Linked DNA regions of Homo sapiens: all the other regions are linked to region 1. A link is a contact called in ENCODE Hi-C or POLR2A ChIA-PET data. All regions are on one chromosome and are shown on one strand. Each heading gives the region's core, a stretch centred on a gene start or an enhancer-like site at or near the end of the contact. The rest is flanking DNA. Distances are from core to core; before and after follow the strand shown. Region 1 holds the start of PARK7 (Parkinsonism associated deglycase). Region 2 holds the start of KLHL21 (kelch like family member 21). Region 3 holds the start of LNCTAM34A (long non coding transcriptional activator of miR34a). Region 4 holds the start of GPR157 (G protein-coupled receptor 157).

Evidence for each region. A loop is a pair of places that touch in the nucleus more often than their neighbours do. ChIA-PET counts read pairs that join two places held with the same protein, here RNA polymerase II (POLR2A). Pooled maps may share reads with other maps.
Region 2: a loop to region 1 is called in a pooled map, with 6 times the contacts of the local background. The contact joins the promoter of KLHL21 here to the promoter of PARK7 in region 1. A Hi-C loop is called at or near these places in 1 of 37 single-sample maps with no recorded cell type and 10 of 50 pooled maps. POLR2A ChIA-PET finds 5 or more read pairs at or near these places in 3 of 52 experiments (A673, T-cell and activated CD4-positive, alpha-beta T cell).
Region 3: a loop to region 1 is called in a pooled map, with 4 times the contacts of the local background. The contact joins the promoter of LNCTAM34A here to the promoter of PARK7 in region 1. A Hi-C loop is called at or near these places in 1 of 168 maps with a recorded cell type or tissue (breast epithelium) and 2 of 50 pooled maps. POLR2A ChIA-PET finds 5 or more read pairs at or near these places in 1 of 52 experiments (Caco-2).
Region 4: a loop to region 1 is called in a pooled map, with 11 times the contacts of the local background. The contact joins the promoter of GPR157 here to the promoter of PARK7 in region 1. A Hi-C loop is called at or near these places in 5 of 50 pooled maps. POLR2A ChIA-PET finds 5 or more read pairs at or near these places in 2 of 52 experiments (GM12878 and PC-9).

What each region holds. Positions count from the first base shown.
Region 1 is chr1:7,960,206-7,963,491 of GRCh38, forward strand. It overlaps PARK7 (Parkinsonism associated deglycase), which reads left to right and starts at 1,506. Exons shown (of 7, transcript NM_007262.5): 1 at 1,506-1,588; 2 at 2,558-2,670. The coding sequence starts at 2,581. RefSeq lists enhancers at 574-1,357, 1,057-1,156, 1,358-2,141, 1,537-1,586, 1,787-1,836 and 1 more and a silencer at 1,307-1,406.
Region 2 is chr1:6,601,229-6,604,514 of GRCh38, forward strand. KLHL21 (kelch like family member 21) reads right to left here and starts at 1,641. Exons shown (of 4, transcript NM_014851.4): 1 at 569-1,641. The coding sequence starts at 1,589. LOC107984913 (a long non-coding RNA gene) reads right to left here. Exons shown (of 2, transcript XR_001737882.3): 2 at 2,219-3,286. RefSeq lists enhancers at 157-296, 327-376, 2,137-2,226, 2,247-2,406, 2,447-2,596 and silencers at 637-716, 897-1,056, 1,657-2,046, 3,011-3,286.
Region 3 is chr1:9,180,709-9,183,994 of GRCh38, forward strand. It overlaps LNCTAM34A (long non coding transcriptional activator of miR34a), which reads left to right and starts at 1,496. Exons shown (of 3, transcript NR_132738.1): 1 at 1,496-1,608; 2 at 2,925-3,099. MIR34AHG (MIR34A host gene) reads right to left here and starts at 1,630. Exons shown (of 2, transcript NR_132742.1): 1 at 1,299-1,630. RefSeq lists enhancers at 184-1,045, 958-1,107, 1,046-1,906, 1,218-1,567, 2,768-3,286 and silencers at 1,608-1,967, 2,278-2,367, 2,378-2,487.
Region 4 is chr1:9,127,353-9,130,638 of GRCh38, forward strand. It overlaps GPR157 (G protein-coupled receptor 157), which reads right to left and starts at 1,750. Exons shown (of 4, transcript NM_024980.5): 1 at 1,293-1,750. The coding sequence starts at 1,675. RefSeq lists silencers at 1,607-1,956, 2,017-2,336 and enhancers at 3,038-3,107, 3,128-3,247.

The DNA.
Region 1 (3,286 bases), core at 256-2,755:
ACAATGAATACTATTCAGCCATAAAAAATAATAAAATCCTATTTGCAACAACATTGATGGAACTGGAGGTCATTATGTTAAGTGAAACAAGCCAGGCAAAGAAAGACAAGCATCACATGATTTCACTCATAAATGGGAAGTTGAAAAGTGGATATCATGAAGATAAGTTGGTGGTTACCAGAGGCCAGGAAGGGTAGCCAGGAGAAGGGGATGAACAGGGTGATTAATAGGTACAAAAATTGGTAGAAGTGCTGGGCAAGGTGTCAAGAGCCCCAGCATCAGAAAGTGGTCGACTTGCTGGTTGGTAAGAAGAATTTATCGACAACAATATAGGTTTGAAAAAGGAAAGTTTTATTAGAACGCTGCAGAAGAGTGCAGCCTCAGCAAGAGAGAACTGAGCATGCCGCGGTGGATTTTTCATGTCCCTTTTCGAATGTCTCATTTTTTGCAAATTCAATCCAAGTTGCGTTCATTTAGCCAGGATCCTTCTAAGCTCATTCAAGAATTTTGGGCTTTAACTATTTCCTTTGATTTAACCTGGTACCAGGTGCCAACTTTAGATAATAGGGATATCTAATTACTTCTAAATTCCTCAGATAAGGGGCCTGCTTGATGGTCACCAGGTGATCTGTGCTCTCCTTAAGAGGGAATAAGACCTAGCGTTGGCAGAGTTCTGTAGGGTGACTATAGTTAACAGTAATCTGTTGTATATTTTAAAATGTTATTATTGAAGAGAGTAACTGGAATGTTCCCAGTATAAAGACAAATGTTTAAGGTGATAGAGATCTCATTTACCCTGATTTAATCATTACACATTATATGAAAGTATCAAAATACCACATGTACCCAGAAAACACATACGTCTCTTACATATCAATAAATACAACTTGAGATTATGATGTAAATACATCTGACCAACTTGGTACTTATTAGACTTATGTGCGCAGCACTGCTCTAGTCCTGTGGGTGCAGCAGCATCAGGATCGTTAAAGAAAACAAACAATGCTGAGAAAAAAACTCACACCCCTGAGACATCCGGGTGTGAATAAATGCGGCAGAGTCGCCCGAGATCGGGAGACCAGGCGTGGGGGAGAGGTCCGGGAGGCCTGGACCAGAGTCCTAACAGACCAGAGGCGAAACGGGAAGGCGCGCCAGAAAAGGAACAACGCAAAGGGAGCAGGCGTGCACGGAGCGCGAACTAAGGAACCCCTCTGACAACCCCAGTCCCTCGGCAGTTCCAGAGACCGGCTCCTCACGGAGGGTGGCGGTAGAGACTGTTAAGCCCCGCGGGCGCCGGGGCAGGCCGGACTGTGCCATTCGTGGGGGGTACCATGTGGGACCGAGCCGCCTCACCCAGGGCTGTCCAGCTAGAAACTCCCCGGTGCCACCCCCGCCTCAGTCCGAGGTAGACTCGGCCGGACGTGACGCAGCGTGAGGCCAAGGCGGCGTGAGTCTGCGCAGTGTGGGGCTGAGGGAGGCCGGACGGCGCGCGTGCGTGCTGGCGTGCGTTCATTTTCAGCCTGGTGTGGGGTGAGTGGTACCCAACGGGCCGGGGCGCCGCGTCCGCAGGAAGAGGCGCGGGGTGCAGGTCAGCGCCAGCGGGGGCGCGGCGCATGTGTGGGCCGTGGCGCTGGGCGGCGTGGGGGTGCTGGACGGTGTCCCTGTGCTGGACGGTGTCCCGCTGGCTCAGAACCGGCGCGGGGCCTGGGTCGGGGCCGCCCTCGCTTCCGGCCTCCCAGTCGGGCCCTGTCGCTGGCGTTGGATTTGACTGACCGCCAGCGTGGTGGCAACGCTGAAGCGTCCAGAATCTTCTGCCTAACCTCTCGCCGGCATGGAACTGGCTAGCCGTTTTATTAAACTCTGTTTTGCGTGGACGGTAAACCCTCCAGATAATCTGTAAATAGGCTAAAAAAAATTCGGAACCTCGTTGAGCTGCTGTCGTTGGCAGTGAGAACTCCGCGCAGAGAGACAGATGTAGTTGGGTTGACTTCAGTGAGGGGATTTCCATCTTTCTCAGTCATTAAAAAAAGTGTTCAGACATTTAACACTGTTGACCCCCACACACAATTTTTTAGTACAGTTATAACTAAGAAAACAAAAATCCCCTCCAAAAAATTACAAGTTAATTGCGAAAGACCACATTTAAATTTTTGCCCATGAAATTCAGTTTAGTCGTTTCTCTGAAACAGTGCTTCAAAAAAGACTGTTTCCCCGCATTGTGTGAAATGCAGGAGACCCACGTACTTGTATTTTTAAAAAACCCATTTGCAACATACTATTAAAGTTGGATTTAAGAGAACATGGTAGAAGAAAATCTAAGCAATACTACACCTTTTAGCACCCTCATTATGTTTTCATCTCAGAGCAATTAAAACTGCTATACAAATCAACGTTAAGATAACTAAACTGCTGCTTTTTTCGTATTCAGTTGTCTATGAAAACCGTTTCCCTAGGAAGTACTTACTCTGCTTGAAAATGCTCCTAAACTTTAAATTTTGGGGTATCTCAGGGTTGCAATGAAAGTTTTTTGAAATCTTTTTTTTTTTTTTTTTTTAAGGCTTGTAAACATATAACATAAAAATGGCTTCCAAAAGAGCTCTGGTCATCCTGGCTAAAGGAGCAGAGGAAATGGAGACGGTCATCCCTGTAGATGTCATGAGGCGAGCTGGGGTAAGTCCCACATCGATTTTTAGCCATTCCTGTTTTAAATGTTTTTGGATTTTTAAATCATTTTGAATAAAATATTCAAAGTGCTCTATGAAATATTTCAAATATACACAAAATTTCAGAGATGACATAAGAATAAATACCTGTTGATCCACTGCTCACATTTAACGCTTGTTAATGTCTTGCCATATTTCCTTCAGACCCATTTCTCTTTTGTTTTGAGCTCTGTCGTCCAGGCTGGAGTGCGATGGCAGGATCTTGGCTCATTTCGGTCTCTGCCTCCTGGGCCCAAACCATCTTCCCACCTCAGCCTCCCAAATAGCTGAGACTACAGATGCGTGCCACCACACCTGGCTAATTTTTGTATGTTTTGTAGAGACAGGGTTTTGCCATGTTGCCCAGGCTGCTCTCCAACTCCTGAGCTCAAGTTGTCCACCCGCCTCAGGCCTCCCAAAGTGTTAGGACTACAGGCGTGAGCCACTGCACTGTCCTTAGACCCATTTCTTTTTTCTTCTTTTTTTTTTTTTTTGAGATGGTGTCTCTCTGTGTCGCTCAGCCTGGAACGCAGTGGTGTGATCTCTGCTCGCTGCAACCTCTGCCTCCCGGGTTCAAGAGATTC
Region 2 (3,286 bases), core at 391-2,890, 1.4 Mb before region 1:
AAGAAAACCTCTTAACATGTGACCATGTTTACAGGCTCCGGGGAGTTCAGCCTAAACACCATGTGACCAGAGCACAGAGCCTAGGTGCAAGCCCAAGGGAACCTTGTCACCGGGTGACAAAGAGTGAGTCAGGGGGCCCGGTGTGGCTCAGCAGGGAGGGAGAAATTCCCCGGCTTGTGGGGAACAGATGCCTCACCGGGCGTCGGCCTCCTGCCCGTCCCTGGATTCCTTAAGGAGAAAAAGAAAGCACCCATTGTGCGGGGTGAATGCCCCAGTATCTTCCAACCAAGTGGGGAGGCACCTCCTGGGCACGGAGTTGGCTCAGCCTGGCAGCCCCGGCCGCACGGGGCACAGAGACCCACAAGCAGCTACTTGTCCCGGCTCACACAAGGGGCCCTTCTTCAAGGTTAAAAGTATCGCCCAGAGACATGTAGTCACCAGAGCCCCAGCTTGGACTCAGGTGCGCCCCTAGGATTCCAGGCTCTGTGCGCTTCCCCCGCGAATAGCTGGGCTCCCGTACCGGCGAGGTTCAACCCCAGAGAGCCTGCCCAGCCCCTGGCCCACTCACCCGTCACGTAGATGTCATTGCCCAGCGCCACGATGCTGTAGCCTCCGCCCAGGTGGTCTGGGAACTCGGCCAGGTAGCGCCACTGACCCGTCTGCGGGTTGTAGCAGTCGACAGTGACCAGCTCGTCACAGTCCTGGTCGCAGCCGCCCACGAGCACGAGGATCTCGGCGAGACCGGTGGACGGGCGAGGACGCATTCGGGGACAGGGCCCGCGGTCGTGGCGGTCGTAGCGCGCCGCCTGGAAGTCGCGCGCCTCGCGCAGCAGGCGCAGGCAGGGTGGGCAGCGCGCCACCAGCGGCTCGGCCTCGACGTGCGCCAACAGGTAGAAGCGGCGCACGAAGGGCAGGCGCACGGCCTCCAGCAGCTGCGGCCAGTGCGCGGCGCGGCGCGGCGGGTCAGCGCGGACCCAGCGCAGCGCCAGCTGGTAGGCGGCCTCCTCCTTGGGCACACACAGCCCGTCGTCCCGCAGGTAGCGCAGCAGGCGCGCCAGTGGCAGCCGCTCCAGCTGCTCGGCGCCCAGCTCGCCCACGTGGCGCAGAATGAACCGCTGCGCCGCGCTCGCCAGTCCCGAGCAGCTGAAGGCCTCAGCGAAGTCCTGCATGTCCAGGCAGTTGGCCAGGTCGAGCTGCTGCTGCAGGAAGGCCCCGCACGCCTCCTTCACGGCCGGGAACTGCAGCAGGTCGGCGGCGCGCAGCAGCGGCTCAGCGTTGTCGCCGCTTACCGCCACGCGGCCCGTGTAGCTGAAGTCCAGCAGCAGCTGCAGCATGTCGGGAGGCACTCCGTGCAGGCGCACCCGCTCGGCGCGGCTCTCGCGCAGCTGCCCCGCGAACATGGCGCGGAAGTAGGGGCTGGCGGCGGCCAGCACCGCACGGTGCGCCGGGAAGTCGCGCCCGCCCGCCGCCTCCAGGGTCACGTCCAGGAACTTGCGCTCGGCGCGCAGCTGGCTCAGGCCGCGCAGCAGGCTCAGGGCGTGCGCGGGGTCCGAGAAGGGAAGCACGGCCAGGGGCGCCGGTCGCTCCATGGCGCCTTCGATAGGTTGTCGAGGACGCCGCGGCCGGGGCCTGCGGAGAGACGCGGCGCGCTAGGCACCGCTGCTATAAATAGGGCGGGGCGCCGCGGCTCTCGAGGGGCGGGATGGGCGGGGAGACGTCTGCACCGCCCCCTTAACCCCTCTGTGCCGGGCGCCACCGCCCCCCGCGAGCGCGGGCTCGCCTGTCCCCCGCGCGGCGCCCGCCCCCGGCTCCGCAGGCTGAGTCACCGCTGTCCGCGGCCGGCTCCCTCCCTCCGCCCTTCTGCGTCTCCCCGCTGACGCCCGGGCCGGGGACAGCGAGTGACAAGTGCCAGGTCCGAGGGCGGCCTCGCCGCGCGCCGGGACCGGGGGCCTCCCGGGGTTGCCCACGACCCACCCGGCCCGGCTGCTGAACCCAACCCGGGAGAGGCGAGCTCGGCCCTGAAACCAAAGCCACCCCTCCTTTCACGCCAGACTTCCCAAGGGCGCCGGCCCAGGTCCCGGGGCGGCTGGGTACAATGGCTTTTTGTTTTGCTTTTGAGTTCCACTAGTTTCAAGGGTTGCTAGTTAACCCCATCACGGGACACACTCAAAGGATAGGCTTTTTACCATTCTGGACCAAAGCAAGAACGCGTATAAAGTTTTTCGGTGACGTTTTTTTCTTGGCGCATTTATAAGCGACCCGGGGCCGGATTCCAGGAGTCGGCCCCACTCCTGTGTTCCTGAAGGAGCTTCTGACTCAATCACACAGGCGTTAACTTTAGTCGGCTTCACGCGCAGTTGTAGTTTCCGAGTCTGCGTCGCAGCTGCAGGCTCCGGGGCTGCCCGCCCTAGGGGCTCCCGGGCCTCCCTGAAGCAGCTGCTCGGACTCCACGAGAGGGTAACTGGGTATAAAGAGCGAGGGCTCAAAGTCAGATAGGAGACCGCCTTGAAACTAGATGACGCCACTAAGCACAGTCCCGCCGTCACTTGTACTGCGGTGGGGAATGGTGAAAGAAGGAATCGCCCTTATTTTAGTTCCGATAGACACAGCACCACTTTGAATGTCACTTGTAGGGGAAAAAGAGCCCTCCCTTGGAGGCCATTTTTTCCTCAGTGGAAGGTAGGCTTTGCTCAGTTTTAGAAAAGACCCCTATTTCACCACCAGGACTGCTGCTTTGCAGAGAACACTTGGGTTTGTGCTGTTTTCCAGCCCCCCTACACCGGTGGGCCTTTGAGAACGCATTCCTGAGGAAGGCGCCCGCCCACGTGGGTCCCAGAGCAGGCCACGCGCATGGGAGCTGGCTATCATTTCCTGGTTCCAGCGAGGTCTAGGGCCGCGTAGCGTTTCCAGAAGACATTTTGTTTTTATTCCACCTCTGAAATGAGAACCGCAGGCTTTCTCTTCTACTTAAGAGTTTCACGTCATTTTGCCATAAGAATGCATCTGGTCTGAATTTCAGGGTGAGCATGGGCAGCACAGGCCCAAATCAGAAAACATTCAGGTACCCAGGCGGGCCGCCTGTTGCCCATAGAAGGACTGTTCACACAGCTATTCAAGGCAGCGGCAGCATTCCTGGGCCCAGGAGCAGGGCCAATAGCTTCCTTGCACAGGCTTTGTGACAAGAAAGGCTGAGTAGCCAGGAAGTGGAATGTTTGTAGGGAAAAGAACTCCCGTCCCCTGGGTCAGCTTACCCATCTTGCGTAAGTCCAGTGATTAAATCAATAAT
Region 3 (3,286 bases), core at 246-2,745, 1.2 Mb after region 1:
CAAAAGTGCAGTCCTCATGGCCACCACACCAGCTAGCCAAGGGATCCTGGAGGCCCAAGAGAAAGCTGGATTGGGAGGGGAGAGCAGGGCAGTCCTGGCCAGTTTTGGCCAGCTTGGGGAAGCTCAGGAGACAGGCCACTACCCCATGTGGCAGTAGGTGCCAATGGGCTCAGGTACCAACTGATGCTGCCCCCAGCTGCTCCCTCTGCTCCTGGATAGTCCTTCAAGAGGAATGTTTGCAAGCACAGGTACCTTCCCTCTTCCTCAGCCATGACTACACAGCATTTGTGGCTCATGCAGGAAGACACAGGGGCTCAGAGGAGTGGCCATTTGTCCCAAAGATATCTCAGAACTGGGCAGAGGCAGAACTGGCTAACATAACTGCAGTGGGCCGTTTAGCCCCCTTAACATGACTTGGTATCTGCTAGAGTTTCACATGCATGTATGCAGAGATCCCAGCCACCTCTGGGCTCCAGGAGCCTAGTGTGGATGCAACAGGAAGGCCCAGGCTCTGGAACCTTCTGCAGAGCCTAGCTCATGTCCCCCACCTGACGCAGAAACAGGGAGGTGCTGAAGCATGTGCCCTGTCTGTGCTACAGGCCCCATCCACGTAACCTGAGAGAGGGGGCCTCAGGAGCACTGGCACCTGCTGCTCCAGGCCAGGAGCAAGGAACTCCAGGGACCACCTCCCCTCAGTCTCCTTCCCCACTGGCGGCTCACAGGCTGGACAGGGCTCCAGCCAGCAGGGGGCGCGCGCGTTCACCTCGGGGCCAGGTTGGCTGAAAGCCCCTCTCCCGTTCCCCTCTTCTAGAGCAAAAGTCTTCCAAAGCCTTGACCTCTTAGACAACGCTACTTTAGTGACCGAAGCACTTTTCCTTTCCCTTTCATGCGAGTTTTTTGCAACCATGGGTGGCTAGTATCAATGCCTCCACTTTCAAGGTGAGGAGAGGAACTGGGGAGGTTGAGCATTTGCTGCAATATCACCGTGGCCAGCAGCGCAAGAGAGCCAGGGTCCCCATTTGCCACCCATGAACCAGTCGGCCTTCCTCGCCCCACGCTGGAGATAGAGGAGGGAAGAAAGAACTAGCCGAGCAAAACCCCAAAAAAGGAATCCTTTCTCCCCAGAGATTATGAAATCAAAGAACATTTTGTTGCTTCTTGGAAATTCTTCCCCTTACGGAGGCTACACAATTGAACAGGGTTTTCATTATTATGACTATGATTATTAAAGTTGTTGGTCTAGTTCCCGCCTCCTTCTTTGCAAACTTTCGCACGGACTGAGAAACACAAGCGTTTACCTGGGTGCATGCTGGGACGGGGCGAGCAGGTAGTGCAGGCTTCCAGGCCTCTCCTGCCCCGGAGCTTGGCTGCAGGACTCCCGCAAAATCTCCAAATGCCCCCGATCTGCGTGGTCACCGAGAAGCAGCCCGGCTCGGAACAAGCCCAGGCAAGCCCAGGCAGAGCCCGCCGCCGGGTCCTCCTTCCTGCTCGTGCCACCAGGCCCCGGGGCCGCGACGCGTCTCTCCAGCCCGGGATCCGGGGAGCTGGGCTGTCCCCAGACCGACGGGACAGCGGCATCTCCTCCACCTGAAAAGGAAAGAGGACCAGGTGGGGGCCAGGCAGGGCGCATGAAGGCGGCGCCAGCACCGCGCGATCCGAATCACGTCGGTGCGGGGGAGGGGTCGGAGCCTGGCCTCGGCCTAGGGCGCAGATGCGGTGCGCACCGCAGGGGGGCGGCGTGGGGTGCGGGGCCAGTCCCGCCGGGCACGGGGTCCTGGTCCTCATCCCCTTCACCGCCGCCGCCCGCCTGGGCTGGCGTTTCCCCAGCGAGAGCGCGTAGTTTGCGCAGCGCCCCTCGCCCACGCCGCCGCTGGGTCGCGGGGCGCGCCTACCCAGAGCCGAGGTCCCGGACTCCCCGGCCATCGCGACCCTTCCGGGGACTCCTCGCCCCTTCGCGGTGGGACCAAGGCCCGGGTGGGGCCGGGACAGGGTGGTGGGGGGAAGGGGGACCGTACAAAAGCAAACAGAAACCACGGGGGGCTCGCCGCGACGCCCAGTCCGAGGGCCTCTCGCCTGGAAGAGGGAAGAAACCCACGTCCTGGACGCGGGTGTGGGGTCTGTCCCGGGTCAGGACCTGTTGTCTCTGCGACGTTGCCAGTCCGGAGAGCTCGGAGGGCCAATGCAGCCCCGGATTCAACAAGATGCGAAAGGACTTCTAAAGCCAGGAACCGGCACCCAGCCACGGCCACCGCCCGCCGGCCCGGCGCCCTGCCCCCACTCACTGCGCCCCCAAGTTCCGGCGCCGCGGGCTGCAGGGGTGACTTGGCTCGGCGTGCCTCGGGGCACGAGGCTCGGCCCCGCACGGCTCTCGGGTCCCGGGGGGCTGGGGTGGGAAGGGACATGGCCGGCGCGCGGCGCTGGGGAGCCGGGTGCGCCAGGCTGGGGACCTTGCGTGGGGCAGGGCTTGGCTCAGCCGAGGGGCCGCGGCTCAGCCCCCCTCACCGGCCTTAAAGGTTCCCAGAGACGCAAAGTCGGACGCGGGTCCTGAGCGCGGAGCTACAGGGGGGAGCATGGGGCAGCCCCCAAGGCGCGCTCCCTGCATTTCCCACCCTTTCCACGCTGCCCTGCGCGCACGGTCGGGCGCCCTTGGGGTGGGCAGGGAGGCGCGGGCAGGGGCAGCGCCGAAGACCTCCCGCCGCCATGGAGAAGGGGCTCCCCACCCACCCTCCTGCCCCAACCATTATAGATCCCAGCCAGTGCGCCCCGCGCCCTTCCGGGACAAGCTGCCCCCAGGACCACCGTGCCCCAGTATCAAGCGGACAGCAAATCTCTCGGTGGCTCCTTTTGTAAGGGTTTCTGCCCTCAGGGTTGTTACGGGACAGAAATGGTTTCATCAGAAACAAGCCCTCCTCGCACACTCACAGTTTGCAGGACTCCGAACTGGGCCCGCGAGATCTCCACCTGCGCAAAACGAAAGGGCGGATTCTCCTTGGACTCACGAGGCAACCGCTCCCCGGGGTGAGAACGGGGGACTCATTCCTCCGGCACTGGGAGAAGACGATTCTTTAGGAGGAGGACAGGGAAGCGAATGCTACCCAGGTGCGTAATCACATTTGGGCACCCTCGGGGGCCTGAGAGGAGGCCAGGGGTGACCTGCCCCCATTCTCACAGGGGAGGGGCGGTGAGCCTATTCTCACAGGTGTCTGTGATGAGCCCATGTTTTCCAAACTCCTCCGTGATTCTAGAACAGTGCTAGAGAAGCCGTGAGCCAGCTGGCAGGTGAGAA
Region 4 (3,286 bases), core at 500-2,999, 1.2 Mb after region 1:
AAGACAAGAAGGGAAAGAGAACAGGTTCTTGCAAAGAGAGGTACAGCCTCGACTCCTTCCAAGTACACACGATCTCCCGTGTACTCGGGGCCCACACCCAGCCAGCCATCACGGGACCCAGACAGGGTCAGATGGGATGCTGCCGGGAAGGCAAGGCAAGGCAGGGCCCTATTCCATCTGCAGCATCTGAGCCTCGGTTTGGATGATGTGTTGCAAAGATTTTTTACTTGTACAGCTGAGAAGCAGGTCACTTAGTTTCTCAAGGACCAGCCGGCCTCAGTGCACAACTGAAGGTCAAGCGACTCTTACAGCCCTGTAGCCTTGCCGTGTGACACCCAGGTGACCTGTCTCTGCCAAAGTGCTGACTGTGCTCGCAGTCCTTGGAATGCACTTAAGTTTTTAATAGAAAGGACCTATAATTAGGGCAGTATCTGATGCTCTGATCTGGGAGAAGGAGAAAAGGAAAACAGCCCCTAGGATTCCTGCCCTCAGTTCAGCACAGCACAGGACGCCATGAGATTTTCAAAACCTGACATTCCCCAGGGAAGGGCCGACCCTCTTCAGCGAGGCTTACTTGAAAGACGCTTGAATCGCAAAGTAAGGTCTTGGCTTTTCCCCACTCTCAGAGAGACTCCAGGAGGACTCCGAGACTCCCAGACCAGCCCTCCGCCCCTGCCCTCAATCTCAGAATTGCTGAACTCTGGAAAGTCAAGATCATCTAGAACAGAAATACAAGGGGCTGGGGCCTGAGGCTAGAAACGACCAAAGACAGAATAAAAAGCACAGTCCTTTGTAAACTGTACAGCAGAGACACGGCAGCTCGGGAGTGGCGGAGTGCACCAAGCTCACTGTGGCTTGGGGTGGGGTGGTGGCGTGGGACTGGCAGTTGCCGGCTCTCCAGCCCGGGACAGTTACCTAACTCGTCTCCCAGCCTGTTTCCCCATGGGCAGCAGAGACAGCCAGGACACAGTGAAGCAGGTCACAAGGGGCTCAGAGTGTCCTCCCCAGCCCCGTCCAAGGAAACAGGGCCCGGCTCTGGGGGCGAACTCTGTCCCCACTACCCCAAGGGGCTGTGCCCTGGGGCAGGCACAGCGGGGCTCCTTCGGGAGGGAGCGAATCTCGGGCAAGGCTGGCCTCCTCCCGCTGGCCCAGGACAGCCTCGGGGGCGCCAGCAGGCACTGCTTGCTGTGGGTAGGGGGTGTCCAACCTAGACGCGGCCTCTGGGAGGGCAAGACCGGGAGGGGTCGGCCTGTGTCGGGGGCTCCTGGAAAAGCAGCGCCACCGCCACCCACCTGACGACATGGAAGGCCCAAAGCAGGCGATCTGTGCGAGGCCCGCGCGCGGCGCGGACGATGCTGAGGTACAAGTAGAGCGCAATGGCCACGGTCCAGAAGAAGGAGCTGGTGTTGGCGAAGGTGGACAGCGCGCCCTGCAGCACGCAGTCCCACGACGGGCCCGCGAAGTTCTGCAGCACTCCGTAGAAGTAGGAGGCGGCCGAGAGCAGGTCGGCCAGCGACAGGAAGAGCAGCAGGCGCCGTGCCCGGCTGCGCAGGTCGGGCCACAGGGCGTGCGTGGCCACCAGCAGGCCCGAGCCGAGCGCGGAGAGTGCGCACGACAGCAGCACCACGGCGCGCTCCGACGGCACCAGCTCGGTGGGCGGCGGGGACGGCTGCATGGCGTGGGGGGCCAGGAGCCGGAGCGCCGCGAGGACAGAAGCCGGGCCGCGCGTGCGGCCACGCCGCCGCCGTCTGGGCACCGAGGCGCCCTAGGCTCGCGTCCAGGCGCCCGCCCCGCCCGCGTCCGGCCGCTCCCCCGCCCATCTGGGCCCCGGGCCCTGAACCCCGTCCACGCCCTGCGCCCCGCCCCTATATCCCGGGCCCTGAGCCCCGCCCACGCGCCGCGCCCCACCCCGGTACCCCGGCCTTTAAGCCCCGCCTACACTCCCAGCCCCGTCCCGCCGTCCCAGGCCCTGAGCCCCGCCCACAATCCGAGCCCCGGACACACGTCCCCCGGCCCACATGCCCTTCCCGCCCACACGCCCCCCCCCCGCCCGTGTGCCCCCGCGTTGAGACTGGGACTTAGAGCTCCGCCCACGCGCCCCGATCCCCTGTCCACAGGGCCCAGAGACCTGGGCCTAGAGCCTAACCCACGCGCCCCGCTCCGCCCACGCACCCCGCCACACCCCTGTGTTCCGGGCCCTGACCCTGGCTCAGGTGCCCTTCCTCGTCCCGTTGCCCCGGGCCCTGAGCCCCGCCCCCGCCACGCCCCTGAGGCTTCCAAGCTCCACCCGGTGCCCGAGGCTCCTGAGCCCCGCCCACGCCCTCACACCACGCCCCTAAGCCCCTAGGTCCCTAAGCCCTACCTCAGGGCACCCCCAGGTCCCAGCACCTGTCCCTCCACGCTCCTCCAGGCCCACCCCTGCTCTTGCCAGGTGTCTGGGACATCCAGTCCTGTGAGAGGAAGGGCTGGCATTTTTAGGGCTAATATTACTTTCCCTCTTTTCAGCCAGCTTCTGTGTGTGTTGTGAGTGGAAGGGCGTGAGGATCAGAGGCATTCTTTCCACTAGCAACAGAAACAGCTCTCGGGTATGATCCTCATTCCTTCAGCCGTGATCCCGACGTGTTCACAAGTTGGTGGTGACTTGGGGAAGCCGGCGTTTCCACCTTTTCTTAAAATAAGCATGCTATTTTTTAAAAACCATAGCTAACTAGGTGTGATTTTTAAAAAATGAAATGCTAGGCAGGGCATGGCTTTTTCTTTAAAAATTTCAAACTTTGTAATTAAGATGTAATTCACATACCATAAAATTGGCCCTCTTAACCGAACAATTCAGTAGTATGTTCACAAGTTTGTGCAACCATCATTATTATGTAATTCTACAACATTGTCATTACTCCCAAAAAGAAATCCTTATCCCTCAGCTGTTAGCCCTCAGTTCTCCCCGACAGCCCTGGCAACCACTCTTCTACCGTGGATTTGCTTATTCTGCACATTTCCTGTAAATAGACTCATATGCTCTGTGGCCTTTATGTCTGACTTTTTTAACTTAGCACGTTTCCAAGGTTCATCGTAGCATATGCAGTGCTTCATTCCTTTTACTGCCCCGTAATATTCCATTATATGGATATACCACCTTTTTTTTTTTTTTCTAGAGACGGAGTCTCCCTCTGTCGCCCAGGCTGGAGAGCCGTGGCATGATCTCGGCTCACTGCAACCTCTGCCTCCCGGCTTCAAGCAGTTCTCCTGCCTCAGCCTCCCGAGTAGCTGGGACTACAGGCACACGCCG